Linked DNA regions of Homo sapiens: region 1 is linked to region 2. The links are chromatin loops, found by intact Hi-C in ENCODE. Cell type or tissue: OCI-LY7. All regions are shown on one strand. Each heading gives the region's core, and the rest is flanking DNA. Links, peaks and the distances in the headings are about the cores only.

Evidence for each region. A loop is a pair of places that touch in the nucleus more often than their neighbours do. Peaks named below come from ENCODE experiments on the same cell type or tissue, not always from the same donor. Only the 100,000 strongest peaks of a DNase experiment are listed, where the experiment ranks them.
Region 1: it touches region 2 in a loop (7-fold over the local background); 2 of 110 quality-filtered maps call a loop at or near these places.

What each region holds. Positions count from the first base shown.
Region 1 is chr9:123,605,200-123,613,533 of GRCh38, forward strand. DENND1A (DENN domain containing 1A) reads right to left here. Exons shown (of 24, transcript NM_001352964.2): 11 at 4,237-4,282. Among named protein-coding and RNA genes, the nearest start is that of MIR7150, 120 kb to the left of the region's middle. RefSeq lists enhancers at 3,071-3,200, 3,261-3,310. In OCI-LY7, for the core only: no CTCF peak of the experiment used is centred there; a DNase peak (open chromatin) is centred at 3,152; H3K4me3 peaks cover 1,514 bases; H3K27ac peaks cover 2,229 bases.
Region 2 is chr9:123,675,145-123,683,478 of GRCh38, forward strand. It overlaps DENND1A (DENN domain containing 1A), which reads right to left. Exons shown (of 24, transcript NM_001352964.2): 6 at 1,576-1,645. Among named protein-coding and RNA genes, the nearest start is that of MIR7150, 190 kb to the left of the region's middle. RefSeq lists an enhancer at 4,377-4,456. In OCI-LY7, for the core only: no CTCF peak of the experiment used is centred there; DNase peaks (open chromatin) are centred at 3,067 and 4,527; H3K4me3 peaks cover 2,824 bases; H3K27ac peaks cover 3,642 bases.

The DNA of each region.
Region 1 (8,334 bases), core at 148-8,147, 70 kb before region 2:
CCTTCCTGACCATCCCACCACCAAGAAGGATAGAAAATACCTTCTGGATGCATCCCTCATGTCACTCTGAGGTCTGTACACAAAGCATTGTTTGTGAGGCTTGAGGAGGAAGGTCTTCATTTATCAAACAGGAGAAGCACCATCGACCAGACATGACCTGGCACCTGCTACCAGAGATGGCACAGAAGAGGGGCTGCATAAATGTCTCTTGAGCTAAATTGAGATCGCTTGAATGAAAGGACAGTCACTGTGGAATCTGGCCGTGTTTTGGGATTTCCTAGCTGCCAGCTAGCATGATCATTCTCTCCAAGAAGAAACTAGGTCTATGCCAATACCCTTGGCTATTCTGCTAACATGCCACTAGCCTCAGATTGCTTAAATGAGAGAGAAACTATAAACAGGCAGAAGGAGAGAGAAGAATGGCGATCAGGTATACACTTGTCACTTTGGGAGGAAGGCGGACTCTGTAAGGTGACTAGGTTATCATTTAATGGCATCCTGTAAGAGCATGAACCAGAATTAGGTCTTTCCCCAAAATAACCTTTTTAAAAATAACAATGCAAGTTTGTAATTTATATTTCTTTTTGTGCAACAAATTTGAGTGTCATAAAAATGGTTAAAAAGTCTTCCTATGGTAGCTTTTTCTAAACTTTTATGAACATCTGCCACATTCATTTGAAGTTTAAAAAATTCTGGCACATATGCAAAGGCATAATAAGGTGCCTATAGCTTTCAAGAAAAAATAACAAGACAGTCAAAAATAAGCCTTTTGCTGAATTGCCAGTAAGAAAACTAGTGTAGCGAGAGGAGATGGGCCTTCCTGAGCACCTTCCGTAAACGGCTTTCCTTTGGCCCCAGGTCTGAGCTACAGGTTCCTGCAAGAAACCGCAGAAGGAGTATCCCTTTCACCTGAAGGGTACAATCGAACTAGATAAGCCCCATCAGAAAGCACAACTAGAGCACTCGGAATCTGAGCTGAAATTCCAGGGAGGAGGTCAGGAGACTGAATTCTAAGATTCAGTAGTTCACGGCTGCCCTACACACTCAGGAAACACTTCTTTGTTCATAAAGTGTCTTGGCTGGTTTCAAGAGTGGGACAACTCCCATTTTTGTTTTTATTTTTGTGCTGACTACACAGGAGTTCAGCACAGCAAACTCCTCCCCAGCCTCCGTCAATCAGCAGGGCTAAGATCTATCTGGGCCAGTGCTTCCTAAGCCTTCTCCCTTAACGCCCTTCAAAGGCTGAGCAGAAGAGACCTGCACCCATTCATGTAAGTGCAAAACTCTGTCTCAAGTTTCAGCTGCAAAATGTACGCATATTTTACACTGCATGTTTTACTACAAAAGGCCTTATTTTAAATTACTTACAATTATATAAAAAGTAAAAAATTCACTTCCCGCACCTGTAAGTAAAATTATGGCATTGGGTTGCCTGAAAACAGTGATGCCTATTAGAGGGCTTCTAAATGTGCTCCCAATTACAGCTTTCCAAGCATTCACTCAACGCTTCTTTTCACAAAGCATTTGCTCAGAGAATATCACCTGTGTGGCATCCTGTTAGGTGCTGAGGACACCACAGTGAATGGGAACAGTCCTTGTTCCCAAAGAAGTCATGCTCCAGGGGATGATGGAGAGGAACAAGGAAGCAAACAGCTATTATTCAGAGCAAGAGGCACCATAAGTGAAAGAAGAAAACAGAGCAGGAGGACTTCTTGGAAGAGGTGGAGAAGGGCAGGGCTGATGCATGCAGAGGGTTGGGAATGTGGATATGTTTAGGGATCAGCAGGAGCACAAGCTAACATGGGTCAGTGACCAGCCAGAAGGCTTGACAGTAGTGGAGAGACTGTGCAGAACCCAGGGACTGTGTAGGGGAGGCTGGAAGGCTCCTCCTCAAGTATTATGTAGCCCATGGTTATCAAGTGACCAGCTGGAGGGCAACCCATGCAATGTTGTGACTATGCACTGAACTTTATATTCATCTCCATACCTCCAGGACCTAGCAAAATGCTTGGAACATAAGAGACCCTCATGTTGTTTATCAAATGAATAAGGCTTTTGCAAGAATCCAAGAAAGCAAAGTGTCAATGAAGGCAGTGAGGAAAGAACAGGGCGAGAGACGTTTTGGAGCTTTGTGAGTATTTAGAGAGGATGAGGAAGAAGAGCATTCAGCCATGATCAGTGTGTTCCACTTAGGTGCCATTGAAGGCAGTAGTGCCATTCACAGGGACCAGGAACAGTGGAAGGGGAGTGGAGTGGCTTAGAGAGAGAGAGAGAGACACAGAGAGAGAGACACACACACACACACACACACACACACACACAGAGAGAGAGAGAGAGAGAGAGAGAGAGTGTGTGTGTGTGTGTGTGTGTGTGTGTGTGTGCAGACAATAAATTGTTTGGGGAAGACTGGGGGAGACATCCGTAGTACATCCAGGTGAAATCCAACTGGCACTTTAAACTTTGGACCTGAAGCTCAGAGAGAGGCAGACCAGCATTAGAACCCCAGCTGAGTCATTGACATTGACCTGGTAGCTGAAGCAAGAGGCCTTAAACAAGGTGACTAGAGGGCACATAGAAAAGAAGAGAAAGACAAAACTAGAAACTTGGAGAATGCTGAGGCGCTGGGACATAAAAAGGAATCTGAAAAAGCCTGTGCTGGAGCAGTCTGGAAGGCAGGAGGAGAGGCAAGCGGGAGGGAACTGTGGACTCCGATAGACCAAATAGTCGTTATATTAGTGTTTCAAACTCTACAGCAATTGGCACTAACGGTCCATTGGTAAGTATTTACTTTGAATTTCAATTTTTCATACGGGAGCTTTGAATAGACCCCCAAACTTGACAAACAAAGGTAAAACACAGAAGAAATCTCTTCAATCTGATCTAAATACATCATCCCAGATAGTCCATAAACTGTGTACTGTATGTGCTTAGGGCTGGGTGATGACAAGGAGGAACTGTTAACAGAATGTAGGAGCCACATGGCCGGCCTGTCAAATTAGAAATTTGAGCAGATTTCTGTGGTCTATTTTGATCAAGATTCTCAATGTCAAACAAACAGGTTTTTCGATAACCAACTTCTTTCATTTTCGTAAGCACAATAGCACAGTGTGCAACAGTTAGTGAAGCAGGTGGTCCTCGTCGACGTGAAATGAAGGGAACAGAAGAAGAGAAGTAGCACTTCCTTCAAGACATGCAAAGCACCACCGCAGACGGACATGGCTGTAGATTTTCCCTCTGAGAGCTTATCTCCTGTGCAACACAGGCAAGCACCCTCCCCACGCCTCATTTTGCTCTAGTACAAATTAAAACTCTCTCCTGAGGAGGAAAGGGCTTAGGGTACATGTCTACAAACTAATGACACTTACAAAAGCACAGAAAAGTCCTTTAAAAGAATTGCTATCTAATTGGTACAGCCATACAGAAAGCAATCTGGCATCCGATGCATAGCTTTGACCAAGCATTTCTACTTTAGGGGTTCTATGCTAGGGAAATGAGGCAAAATGCAGATAAAGCCTTATGCATAAAGATGTTCACTGAAATGCTATTTATAATAGTGAAAAATTATAAACAACCTCAGTGTCCAACAGTAGGAAAACAGTTACGTTGTGGTATATCCAAATAGTGGGAATGATAGGTGGCAAATTAAAAATTATTACTGAGAGTAGATAAAAACATGTAGAGATTCCCAAGCCATGTTAATTAAAATAAAGACACAAAATTATAAAGTATATCAATTATACATATTTATACAAAACATATATTTAGAGACTAAAGACCAAGAGGGAGATTAGTAAAATGCTAACAATGGTTCAATCTGGAATAATGGCATTGTGCATAATTTTAATTTCCTTCTTCATGATTCTATATACATTTTATATCACATTTACTACAATGAAGAATGCAATATTGCTATAGCGATTAGAACAAACATTTTGAAAAGCAAATCATTTCCCTTCCCTCGTTCAAACCCTTAAAGAACCCTTTCCTCCTGCCTCCTTGACTCTCATTCCCTCAACCCATGAAAATCCACAGTCTCTCGGCAAAGTGGGAAAACCCTGAAAACAGAGCCCAGTGCACGGCGTCCAAACCGAACGCTCAGCTCTGTACGCTGGGAGGTGCTGCTTCAGCATGCTCCCACGTGCAGAGCTGTGACTGCTGAGACTGGGTCTCTCCACCGCCACACAATGAAACAAAGCCCCAGGTAGAGCCATCTGGGGAGGAAAGAAGCCAACTTACCTCCATTAAACTTAAATGGATTCCTATGAGGTAGGGCATGGGAGCACTGTGAAGAGAAACAGAGACACACAGCTGCTTTAATGTCTGTTGCTTCTGACAGAAAATTACAGATGGTTCACTATTTGGAGAAAAACTGTTTTAATAAACGTATGCATAGTTACATTTCCTTTCACAACAAAAATCCTAATATGACATTTTGTTCCCAAGCCTAGAAACTTCAGAAGAATTTCAAAACGTGGGCAGCATTGGAAACAGCATGGGTAGCAGGAAGAGCATCAACCTTGATATTAGCCCCTAAAGAGCGGCTCTGCAACTGCACAGCCTCAGTTGCCTTATCTTTAAAATGGAATCCTGGATTCCAGCCAGCACGTTGTTACTAGAATCAAAGAAAATATACGTTAAATGATCAGCAGAGTTCTAATACAGATGGGAACGATTATTGCCATGATTACAACAGAAAAAGCAGTTAAGGTTGGATGAAGGGCATAATGTGTTTCAAAGAAGAATATTTTGTATTTGCTGCTTCCTCTGTCATCAAGAGATGTGATCTAACTGTCCATTCTGATTGGACAAAGTACTTGGAGAGCTGCCAGCAAGCATCTCCTCCCCAGTTGCACACATGCCATCCCATGACACTATAATTCAGAAAGCCTCTGCCAACTGCTTCATTCACGGAGCCACGGGTTGCCTAAGTCAGTGACTGAGCAAAGGCATGAGAACTAAACTCCAATGGGTTTAAAACCTGGGCATTTTGGATACACCGGTCCTGCCGTTGATTTCAGGGGTCGGTGTGTATGTGTGTGTGTGTATACATTATCATTTATGTTACCTACCAATAACAAATGTGCTAGACATTATATGAGGAACTTTAAATTCATCTATTCTAATCCACATAACAACTTTGCAATACCCATAGATACAATACCCATTTTACAGAGAAGGGACTAGGCCTAAAGAGGTTAGTTAAATCACTTACCTAATACCACAAAACAAAGTCAGTGGTAGACCTGGGATTTGATTCCCAAGTATGCATTTCTTCCTTTGTGCCACACTGACTTTGTAATATAGAACCTGAAATCCCCAAGCTCACTCCCCATGCAATGCTTTCCTTTGGGTTAGGGGAAGGAGGTCAAGGGATAGCGAGGAAGGGTGTGATTGGCAACTTTTCCATCTGTCTCTGTAGTATGGGATATAGTCTATGAAATGTGCAGATGGTATTTTGTGAACCTAGAGAAAAGACACCTGACTCAGACTGGGGTGAACAGGTACTTTTCTTCTGGGGCAGCTGGTAGAGTAGAGGTGGATGGACAAGAATGGCTCTTTGGGGACAAAGTTGGAGAAACAAGGAGTGGTAAGTAATGAGACAGGAGAGGTTTGCTTCCAACTGAATACTAAGGAGTTTAGGCTTTATCCTGAAAGCAATGGATAGGCAAGGGAGGTTTCTAAACATCACATGTATATTTTTAAATTGCTCAAACATTTAAAAATAAGAAAGGACACAATTCCCTCATTACCATTCAACAAATAAAATTCAAGCAAAAATCCTTTCTTTCCCCAGAATATAAAATGTCCTCCTTACTACAGATCTCAGCAGTAATATAATATGTCTTGGGAACATGTAAAACAGACTTGAATATTAGCAGCTCAGTTTGCTAACTATTCTAGAAGACTTTTGTATTTGATAATAGCTAAAGAAAGAACTATACACACAATTGCAGTGAAAGTGGAGTTGTCTTTTCTTCTTCTTCTTCTTCTTTTTTTTAGGTATCTGCTGTGTGTATTCAGCTTCTCTTTGCTTCTAGGGGCAAGGAAATGCCCTGTGATATTTTTTTTCCCCTTAAACTGTAAACCATTAGTTTAGCTGCCAGCTACACAAATGCTCAAACTTCCCAGTGTGCCTGGCTCTGCTGTCCAAGCTTTTTCCAGTGTACACTGAAATGAATGTGTTTCTAATTAAGTAGCTTCAGGAACACGACAGCTTCAATGTCAAAAATACAAAGTCTGAACCCTGGCAGGAAGTCTTAAGACTGCAAATGTCTCATCTAGTGGAACCTTGCCTAATGTAATGAAAGGAAGCAGGAAGAGTACAAATTCCAGAAAAATGGCCACTTATTAATGTGACCAGAAGCACAGCCTAACACATAGAAGGGAGAAAGCACAAATCCATAATATTTAACTAAATCTTATCACCCTTCCCATCTCCTACATTTAATCATGCAATTGACCAGTGACCATGGGTTTTAACCAGAATTGTAGAACTGAAATTCCAACAAATGAGTTAATATACAGAAAAAGACATTCAAACGGTTGAAAATAAATATGTATAGCAAAACCCCTCTGTATAACTTAACCATAGGATCTTATGTATGTAGACTTTAATGCTACACCCTTTTGTCCTACAATAAAAATCAATGATACCCTGAAAGGAAAAAGGGACCTCATGGAAGAGACTGAAGAGGCAAGAAAGGGCAAAATGGAACTCATTCTTCAAGTATCTTTAGATAGGCATTTTTTAAAGCCCAATAATTATCCAAAGAGTAATTATGGCCTATCGCAGAAATGTAGTTTTCTTAGCCAAGTATTGTTAGAACTGCAACAGCTCTGTATTTAGAAAATATTTAAAACACATTTATTCTGAAATCATAGCAGCTCCATGTTTTGTATGAATGCAAATTTGGACAAATACCTTTTACATTGTCATCATTTACGTATCAAGCCTCAGATACTTCCCTGAATCTACTGCATGTTTGCTCTGCAAATATATAATTACGAATTCCAAGTGGTGAGAGGGAGAGGGAAGAAAAAGAAACCCAGAATTTCCTGAACATCTCAATGTGGTACTTATCCAATTGGGTAATTCTAGGTACAGTCTGAAAACAATTTCTATTCTCACTGTATCTCAATAATTATTGTAGCTACTGACTCAGTTTCTTGGAACCTCTTCTTTGTCTTTTTATTTTTAAAAGAAATGTTTGGGGAGAAAAACACCTACCCATGATTATATTATCCTAACACAATTACTTTTTCTTTTGCATTCCTTTCTAATACTGGCTCACATTAACAGCTTTATATCTTTGAAATTATAAAGTGCATACATTGTTTTATTTTCTCATTGGCTACATGAACATTTCCCAGATTGTTCTATAATTTTTGTGATTATTAAAGACTGCATAATATTCCACCAAATATGGATGTATCATAATTTATCGAATGCTATCCCTAGAGTAGACATTAAGTTGCTTCCAATTTTCTATAAGTATCACTGTGATAAAAATGAACACCTTCATGTTGCATGAATTCCTAGACACCGAATTACTAAAAATTAAAGGACAGGGCTGTTTCTTATCTTTTGTTATATCCTAGCAAAGCATTCTCCAATAAGGCAGTACCTGGCCTAGTAGAAATCTTTCAGGATTGTTGTAGAGATTAGAGACAACCTCTGACGTACCTGGCACAGCAGCAGCACATGGTAGGGTTTTCTCTGAGCCCCTGGCATGGCTGGCACCATTGGACCCACTCTCCTATTACCCACAGAATGGTTTCTTGTTCCAGCCCTGGTTCTGTAGCATACCCGCTCTAGGATACCTGGTAAACTGCTGGTAAGAATGGTCAAGATGCCATGAGGAATGGGAGGTGCTTGACAGGCACACACCATCTCTACACATGGATTTCTGACTCCCAAGCACACTCTTGTCTCCCGGATACTCCACTGAGTTCAGGAGGGTTGCTCATCACTCTCGTCAGGAGGGTGCCTTTCCTTTCTAATGTACCACCAATAACGGAAAAACTATCAATGAAACAATGGTTCATGACTTTCTGATCACTTGGACACATTTTTAAAAACCTCTTATCACTCTTGAGCATACATTAAAAATAAAACAGCAAAATAAATTGGGTAAGCTATTTAAAAAAAAAAAACTTCTTCATATTCAGAATCCAACACATCTGAATCCTTTTCTAATTCAGAGGCATAAACGTCCATGTTTTTCCAAGGGTATCTCAGTTACAAAACCAAACCAAAATCCATCTACTAGAAGTGATCTTCCTGTTTAGGTTCAAGAAAGAACTTATTTGTTGCTGTTCTAGAAAACATGAATG
Region 2 (8,334 bases), core at 247-8,246:
ATTCCTTCCATTTACTGTGACCTCTGGAATACATTTGCCAGTGAGTAAATCTATCTCTAAAAAAATGATTTAGTCATTATACACACAATTTCCCCCTTTCCTCCAAAACAGCATTTCCCAAAGTGTGTTCCAGGAAACACTGCTATCTCAGAATGCTAAGATTTATCACAGAATTAAAGGGGTTTGGGGCAAAACAAGATGGGAAGCACAGGCGACCCAGGTTTCTCCAATGCAAGACTTCGTAGAGCTTACATTAAATGAATCTTAAGGAGATGAAAATGAAACACAGCTTTCCCTTCCCTGGACCCCAGTGTGGCTGAACTGGCACCCTTTTCATGGACCATTTCTCAGAACTAACACTCAAATTGCTCAGAACGTTCAACAGAAAAAAATTAAGGGAAATTTTTCCTTAACGTTTAATAATAATGGATCACTTTAATTAAAAATCTTAGGCCATTTACAAAAAGAAAAATATAAGACATTAGATATATAGACAAATATCCAACTCATTAATAATCAAAGAAATGCAATTAAAACAATGAGACTTTTTTACTTGTCAAACAACAAATTCAACAAATGATCCTGATGAGAGTATCGTGACCCAGGCACTCTCTTACATTGCTGGTAAAGGGTATCCTTTAAGAAAACAGCAGAATTATTTTGGAAAGCAGTTTGACAAATGTTTTAAAAATGTTTATGTCCACTGATCTTACAGTGGCCCATCTGGGATTCTCCTTTTAAGGAAACAATCCAAAATGAAGAAAATGCTTTACCCTCATAGATGCGAATGGTTACACTTCTCATAACAGTAGAAAAATCCCAAACAATTAACAATTTCCAATAATAGGAAAATGCTTTGGTAAATCAAGGTACATGACAAAATGCTATGCAGCCATGAAAAATATTTATAACATTTTTAATAGTGTGGGAGGCATGCTCATTATAATGGTATCTGAAAATGTGGGCTACAAAAATCTACATAAAGGTCCAACTGGCCTTTGACATCCATGGAAGATACCTTACCTTACCACTTCTTCCAAAAGTACAGCAAGGTACAGATGAATTTTTAACGTCATTTTCAGACCCCTACAAAAGTTACTGTAAAAGCACCACAAAGCTTTATTGAAATGGGAACTCAGGACAGCTGGGTAGGTCACTTGCTGGTTAAGTGTTTTACTTGCAAACCCCAGATCTGCAGCATGACATGAGCAATTCAGATATGTGCCTCAGCAAAATTATAATTTAATACATGTCACAAACTTTCCGGGCTGCTTGGGAATATTAGAAATTGAACATTAACTCTGTGAACGTTAAGGGTCTATTTATCATTTCTTTAATGCAAAGAAAAACTTAAAAAAGAAAACAACCCAAAATGCTAGGAATATTTATTTTAGGGAAGGGAGTGGGGCAAATTAAAAGTGATTTTCTTTTCCTTCCTATTATTTTCTGAATTTCCCAAAATTCCTATAATGGGCATGCATCACTTTTTTGGTAAAATATAAGGCATGTTTTACTTTTTCATCATAAAAATTAAAGCTTATTTGTTTAAAAGAATTATTTTAAAAAGGTAAATACCTGTCTTTTTGTCGTGTAATCTGCCAGGATGTTAAGCAGCTTATAAAATACCTCGAACCAGGGGAGATAGCTGGAGGAAGAAGAGGAAACACATGAAATATTAGTATGCAGGTCAAAAACTTTAACCAGGATCTAATTCAAGACTGATACATTTCAGTTTTGCTCTACATCCTGAAGAGTCTTCCTGTCACAGACTGGTGGAAACACAAACTGGCGAAATGCTAATTATTTCTGAGAGTTTAAAAAATTGCCTGTGCAAGGCAGAGGATTAAATGTCCATTATAAATTATTCCCATGCCTCAGAGCTAGAACAGTTCACAGAGAAGAAATTCAAAGCCGACTCCACAATCAGGCACCATCTCTGAGAAGTCCCCTGGCCTCTCCCAGCACACCCACCCTTTCCAGGAAAGCTTCTATTCAGTTTCTCATGATGGGACAGACACAGACACAGACACACACACTGACACACACACAGCATTCCCACTGCAGGCATCTGCAAAGGGTCCCAATGCCCCCATGAGCCCAAAGCCATCCATGTTGCTGCAACAGACATTCTACCCATCACACACCATCTCTCTATCTACTTCAAGATGAGTTCCACTTCCCCATCCCCACTGCCCTCCACCAGGTCCTGGCCATTGCTCCCCTTCACTCAGAGCAGACTGGCTGCTGACCTCAGTCCTGTGGTCCACTCTGTGTGGCTTGTTTTTTGTTTGTTTGTTTGTTTGTTTTGAGATGGAGTCTCACTCTGTCACCCAGGCCGGAGTGCAGTGGCATGATCTCGGCTCACTGCAACCCCTGCCTCCCTGGTTCAAGTGATTCTCCTGCCTCAGCCTTCTGAGTAGCTGGGACTACAGGTGTGCGCCACCATGCCTGGCTAATTTTTGTATTTTTAATAGAGACGGGGTTTCACCATACTGGCCAGGCTGGTCTCGAACTCCTGAACTCAGGTTATCTGCCTGCCTCGGCCTCCCAAACTGCTGGGATTATAGGCGTGAGCCACCTGGCCACGGCTCTTAGAATGGTTTTTCTAAAATGCAAATCTCCATCGCACATTGTACTTAATTGCTGCAATGATGTCCGTCACTCCAGGATCCAGTCCACATTTGTTAGGATGGACTTCTGGGGCTCTTCACTGCCAGGCCCTTGCCCACTTTTCTGGTTGTCCTCTGTCTACTTCCTCATAGATATGCTCCCCTCACTCCTCTCACTCCGGAACGTCCTGGTATCTTTGAGCCTGCCTGGGCTTACATACACTGGGCCCTTTTCTCCCAGACCTCTGTGGGTCTAGTCTAGCTGATTTCTACTCATCCTCCTAACTGTCCCTCACCCCCTCCCCATCCCCACTTCATGTGCCCTAATTCTCTCTTTTCTGTGCTGCCCTGGTCATGAGAATGCTGCTCTCAGAACATTCCCCACATGATGCAGTCCTCAATGGCATGTCTGTTTTCTCAACAGACCACATGCAAACAGAGAGGAAGGGGCCTATCTTTCTTCACTTTGTCTTTCCGGTGCCAAGAATGGCACCTGGCACACCGTCAGTGCTCAGCGTTTACTGAGCAAATAAAGCCAGACAAAGACTGACGGCAAGGGTGCACGCATCCTATGGAATTGTTGAAAAGTATCCACACCCCCAAGCAGTTTTGCCACTTACTTTCAACGGCTTTGTTCTCTAGAAGGAAATTTTCCAAAGCTACATCTAACAGCAAGCGAGAAGAAGGTTGTACCAAGCGCTTGCCGGCCTGGTCATGTCTGCCCTGCTGTGCTAACAGAGTCCAATACCGACAGATATGGACACGAGGTAGCGCACAGATGTGATATCCTGCCAGGGAGAGGGGAATCAGCACCCTGTACAGATTACCGGCTGCGCCACTGAGGGTAATAAATGAAGTGAGAGGCAACAAAGAGAACAGATAAAGTGCACAGTCCTCTGTCATTAACGTCTGTCTAAAGCCAGCACATGCTACTGTAAAATTTAAGTAGCTTATCAAAATATACTGATAAGCAACTTAACTTTTCACTTCTATGACAGTATTATCACTTATGTTAATATGTTTCAATCAGCCCTGGCAGCTGCATATTGACTATTACATAGCAAATGACTGCTGCCACTTTGCACAGCATTTACTTTGGCAGAGTAATGTAAACATTCAAGAGGGATTAGGGAGCAGATAAGTTTCTCCTTTCCTATTCTGTTAAATAAACCTCGGCCGAGTTAAAAGCCATTATAGTATGAACGAGAAATCCCCTCAGAAGAAAACTCTTGCACAGATTAGACGACTCAGTAAACAAATTTGACCAAGGATTACAAATTTTTTTTTTCCTGAAAGCAAAATACCACTAGTTAAATCCAGCCACTGAAAGTCAGGAGGCAGGGGGGAAAAGGCAAGAAGGGGAAGTAGAATCTTGCAAGAAAACTGTGACTTCAAGTAAACAAGAGAAAAACTGAATCATTTTAGAAATATTTGGTGAAGTGATATGGGGCAGGCTGGGTGCTCTGACAGTTTAGGACTACAGAATCCATCGAAGTAGTTTTGGATGAGTAGGTTCAACTGACCAATGTGGCTTGGGCACAGAAGCTCCAGCCTCCAAGTTGTCACCTGCTGTGAGGATGAAGGAGGTGACGTGGGAAGGAGCTCCTAGCCTACTATAGATGGCACCCTGGTTCTCACACTCAGCCTCAGCCTCAGCCTCAGCCTCACCAAGTCAATTCTTTTTGGCTATGCTAAGCAGAACCACTGGCCACAAGAAGTTTTGCAGTTACCCTGGAAATCAGCCATTTCTTTCTCCCTTTGGCCTGACCGGACACAACTGTTCCCCACATGTTGTCCCCTGTACACTCACAGATGAATATCTAGTGATGGCAGTGTTAAGGTTTTGAAACCGAAACCCAGCTGTCTTCTTCTTCAAAGGGCCCCTGTTTTCCCCTGTTGGGAGGCCAGGGTTCACAGCGGAGCTCTATCCAGCGGCGTTTCCTGTCCTGCTTCATTAGAGCCGCCACAACAGCTTGCGCGGCCTGCTAGGCTGCAGGTGAGGCTGCAGGGACCCTGCACTCCAGTCTGCGTGTGTCTGTCATCATTGAATAAACAATCCTTCCCAGTCCAAAGACAGAAACAAACACTCTAGTACACTGCACCACCTTGGACATCTAACGGGGTGCGACCATCCGTGGTCCGCCTCTGCCTGCTGCCTTTGTGTGACGGCTTGAGTCCCCACTGCGGAGTACCACAGTTGGGACTATGGTGGGCTCTGTCCAAGGCTGTGGCACAAAGGGTCCTCCTGCACTCAAGAAAGCTATGGTCCTCATCAGAAAGAGACACACCCACAACAGAGTAACAGTTTGGGTGGAAGGAGCTGGAAGTCCTTCCCAAGTGCTTTATTTAGTTTAGGCTTTCGGACTGATGTAGAAGATGATCATGGAGCATCATCATGACCCAATCAGAAGACAGAGAAAAGCGAAAAGGAACAGCCTGCTCCCCAGGCACCTGCCTGGATCCAGGCTTCTCTCCCTTCTCACCCACTGTGGCTCAGGTAACTCTGTCCCAGGCTCTACCCTCACTCCCAGGCCTGAGAGTCAAATGGAGAGGCTTGTGTTTCATATGAGGTAATAAGTTTTAAACTTGAGAAGTTTCCTCCACCCACTGCCTTCCCGATCCGGGGTCCCACCGGCCCTTGTAAGGAGGGCAAGGGCAGGTTCTAAAGACAGCACTTATGGCAGCAACAGCCCATAGTCAAAATCACCCTGAAAAAGCCCTTAAATTACCTCCAAATATGGCGGACATGGTCTGTGTAAACACAAAGTAGTTAACCTGAGTTGTGGGGTCAGGCTGAATGACAGCATCCTGCATCTAAATCTGTCGACCGGGTGAGCTGCTGGCTCTTGAGCTGAACTGAGAGCAGAGGACTGCCTTTTCTAATCTCACTCCACTTGGGATGATAATCACTCCAACTGGTGAGTTTGTGTACACGTGGATGACTGGCCTTGTGTAAGTTCAGCGTGAATATAAAGGGATTCCACTTCTTTAAGTATTAAAACAGAAAACCATTAAAAAATTTTAAGAGCTCTCCGACACCTCTTTCTACTAGTTCAGTTCAAAGCTATGAGATGGGACCAGGCAAGGTAGGTATGGAAGAGAGCAGGGGACAGGGATGGTGGGAGAGGCTGACCAAGTCGAGGAAGGCAGCAACCACCTGGGAGAATGCTGGTCCACAGCAGGACATCAGACTCAGGTGAGGGGAGGAAGCTGTCCTCCCGAAGGGGCAACCTGGTGTTAGAGTCCAAGTGGGAGGAGAAGGGTGTCCCACTGAGGGGTCATTGGGCATAGTGTGCTGGGGCCCAAGCAGAGTGAGGGGCCTAGTAAGGGAAAGTCAGCGTCTGAGCAGGATGAGGAGGGAGTCTCATGGGGGAGGCCTGACTTGGAGTTTCATGACTCAAGGGGGCAAGGAGGGGTTAGACCTGGCATGGGATAAAGACAGCATCTATGTGGAGTGGAGGGCCTGACCAGCAATGGTATTAGAACCCAGAAGAGTACAAAGAACATCTGGAAGGCAGTTCAATGTGGGATGTCAGAGCCTGAGGGGTGGGAGGGCTTCCACCAAAGTGGGGGTCGGGGGAGGGGAGGGAGGCGAGGCAGAGTCCATGTGGTTGAGAATGCTGTCCGTGATAGGAAGGGGCAGCAGCAGCTCTGCCTAAGGTGCCACAGTTCAAACAGTAGCACATGCTACTGTAAAAACAGGGTGAGGAGGGTGGCGCTGTGTAGGAAGGGGGCTGCAGCAGAGGGCCACTGGTTACAAACAAGGAACAGATCAAGACTGACCAAGCTGGTAAATATATAATGGGAACCAGGTATCTTACTATCAGAAGAGAGTTACAAATCCAGTTAGGGAAAGAATGAGAATGAACCCCACGGTGTCAAACTGGAACTGAATGTAACTGTGGGGCATCATGATGTTCAGTAGACAGGTAGGAAAGTAGAGACAGATAAAATAAATAGAAATACAAATCTATGTACATACATACCTTCCCTAGTTTTAGTCACTGAGAAGGCCTGGAAGCAGAGATATCCCAATTATAATGAGCACACTTAGTGCCCAGATATTGGTTTCTAAATACTATTCTCCAGTAATAGGAACCTGGGCTCCTTGAAAAAAAATGTCTGATTCCAGGGCTGGGGCTGGGAAATGCTGTGTTGGGTTAGGAAAAAAAAAAAAAAATAGCAGTGCTCAACACATGATCAGGACATATCAACAGGACACGAAAGCCAGTGAGGAGGGGCTTCCACTGACAAAATCTGCATGACAGGCAGAAGAAAGCGCATGAGCGATGGCTTTAGAACCAGGTGGGAAGTAATTCTTTCCCCTCATCTTGACCTCAGCAGAGCCCAGTGGATTTCAGCCTTATCAGAACCAGCATCTACTTTGCTATCCTAAAAACAAAATCTTAATGTAATCTAGTCATTCACAAAACCAAAATAATGCTCTGGCTCTCCTATAAAAGAGAAATAAAAATAAAAGTAATTTGCAATAAAATTTTAGGATGTAACACTCAGGCACCATTAGAATAGATGATACAATGAAGCAGTGCCTCCCGGGGGAAGACTTGCGGCAGAGCTGCTTGTGTTCATGTCGGGACTGATGAGTTTAAAAGTAACATGACACAGGGTCTTTCAGTTGCTTTTGGTGACTTGCTACTGTCTGAGGAGCTCCTGACATTCCATGTTGAATACCTGAGGAGAGGTATCCCTTTCTTTCTGTCAGCAGATTTTGCCAACGTGTTTCCAATGGCAAAGCATCCCTTGGTTAAGACCATTCAGCACTCAATATTTAAAGCCTTCCTATTAAAACAAAACAGAACAAAACAAAAAAACCTCCTCCCCAATGTTAAAAAGCAGAGCAGCATGGCACATGCTGGGGAGAACACTGGCTTGAGTCTGGTAACCCCGAGTTTGAATCTTAGTTCTGCTCCTTTCTAGATGTGACACCTCGAGAAAGCGGTCTTCCCAAAACTCAGTTTCCTCCTCTATGAAAAGATATACACCACCTGCTAATGTACCTGATGGACATGACAGCCACCAATCCAGAACACGCTTCCTGTCCCCCTTGGCAATCTCAGCTTTGGGAATCTCTCTTTGATTCCTGGTGTCTGGGTCAGAGGCTCCTCCAGAATTCTACAGAAATTCCTCATACCATGTGGTCAACCAGAATGGGCAGGAAAACAGAAGCTCTTATAAGAGGAAAATACTCACCAACAATGTGACTGCTTCAAACAACATGACCCTTCTCCACCCTTCCAGTTTCCAGACAATACGTCCCCTATCCACCCTTTCAAGTTTCACCTAGCATCTATCCCTGCTCCTCTGTCTGTATCTCAGCCAAACATCTATAATAAAATGCAAATTTGCCATGAACTAAAACTACAACTCTTGCAAAGGAGACTGGATTTTATGAAGCCCATGTTGGACATGCTGGATACCTGCACAGAGTTGAGGCAAAGTCACTGACAAATGAAGACCTGGCTGTATTAGACCACTTAACAAGACATGAAGAGAAAAATCAAGAAAAACAAGGATAGTAACACAACAGTCACATCAAAAGAAAATGATTTCAATATGAAAGGATAAAAGAGACCTTCGGGAAACTGAAGTCCTCAAATACTTTTGGAAAAAAATGACTCCTTTTATGATTATGCTGTGAAAGTCAACTATGAACTGTTATTAAGTCAGAAAAATTATAACCTCCTCTCCCCACAATACTTGATGC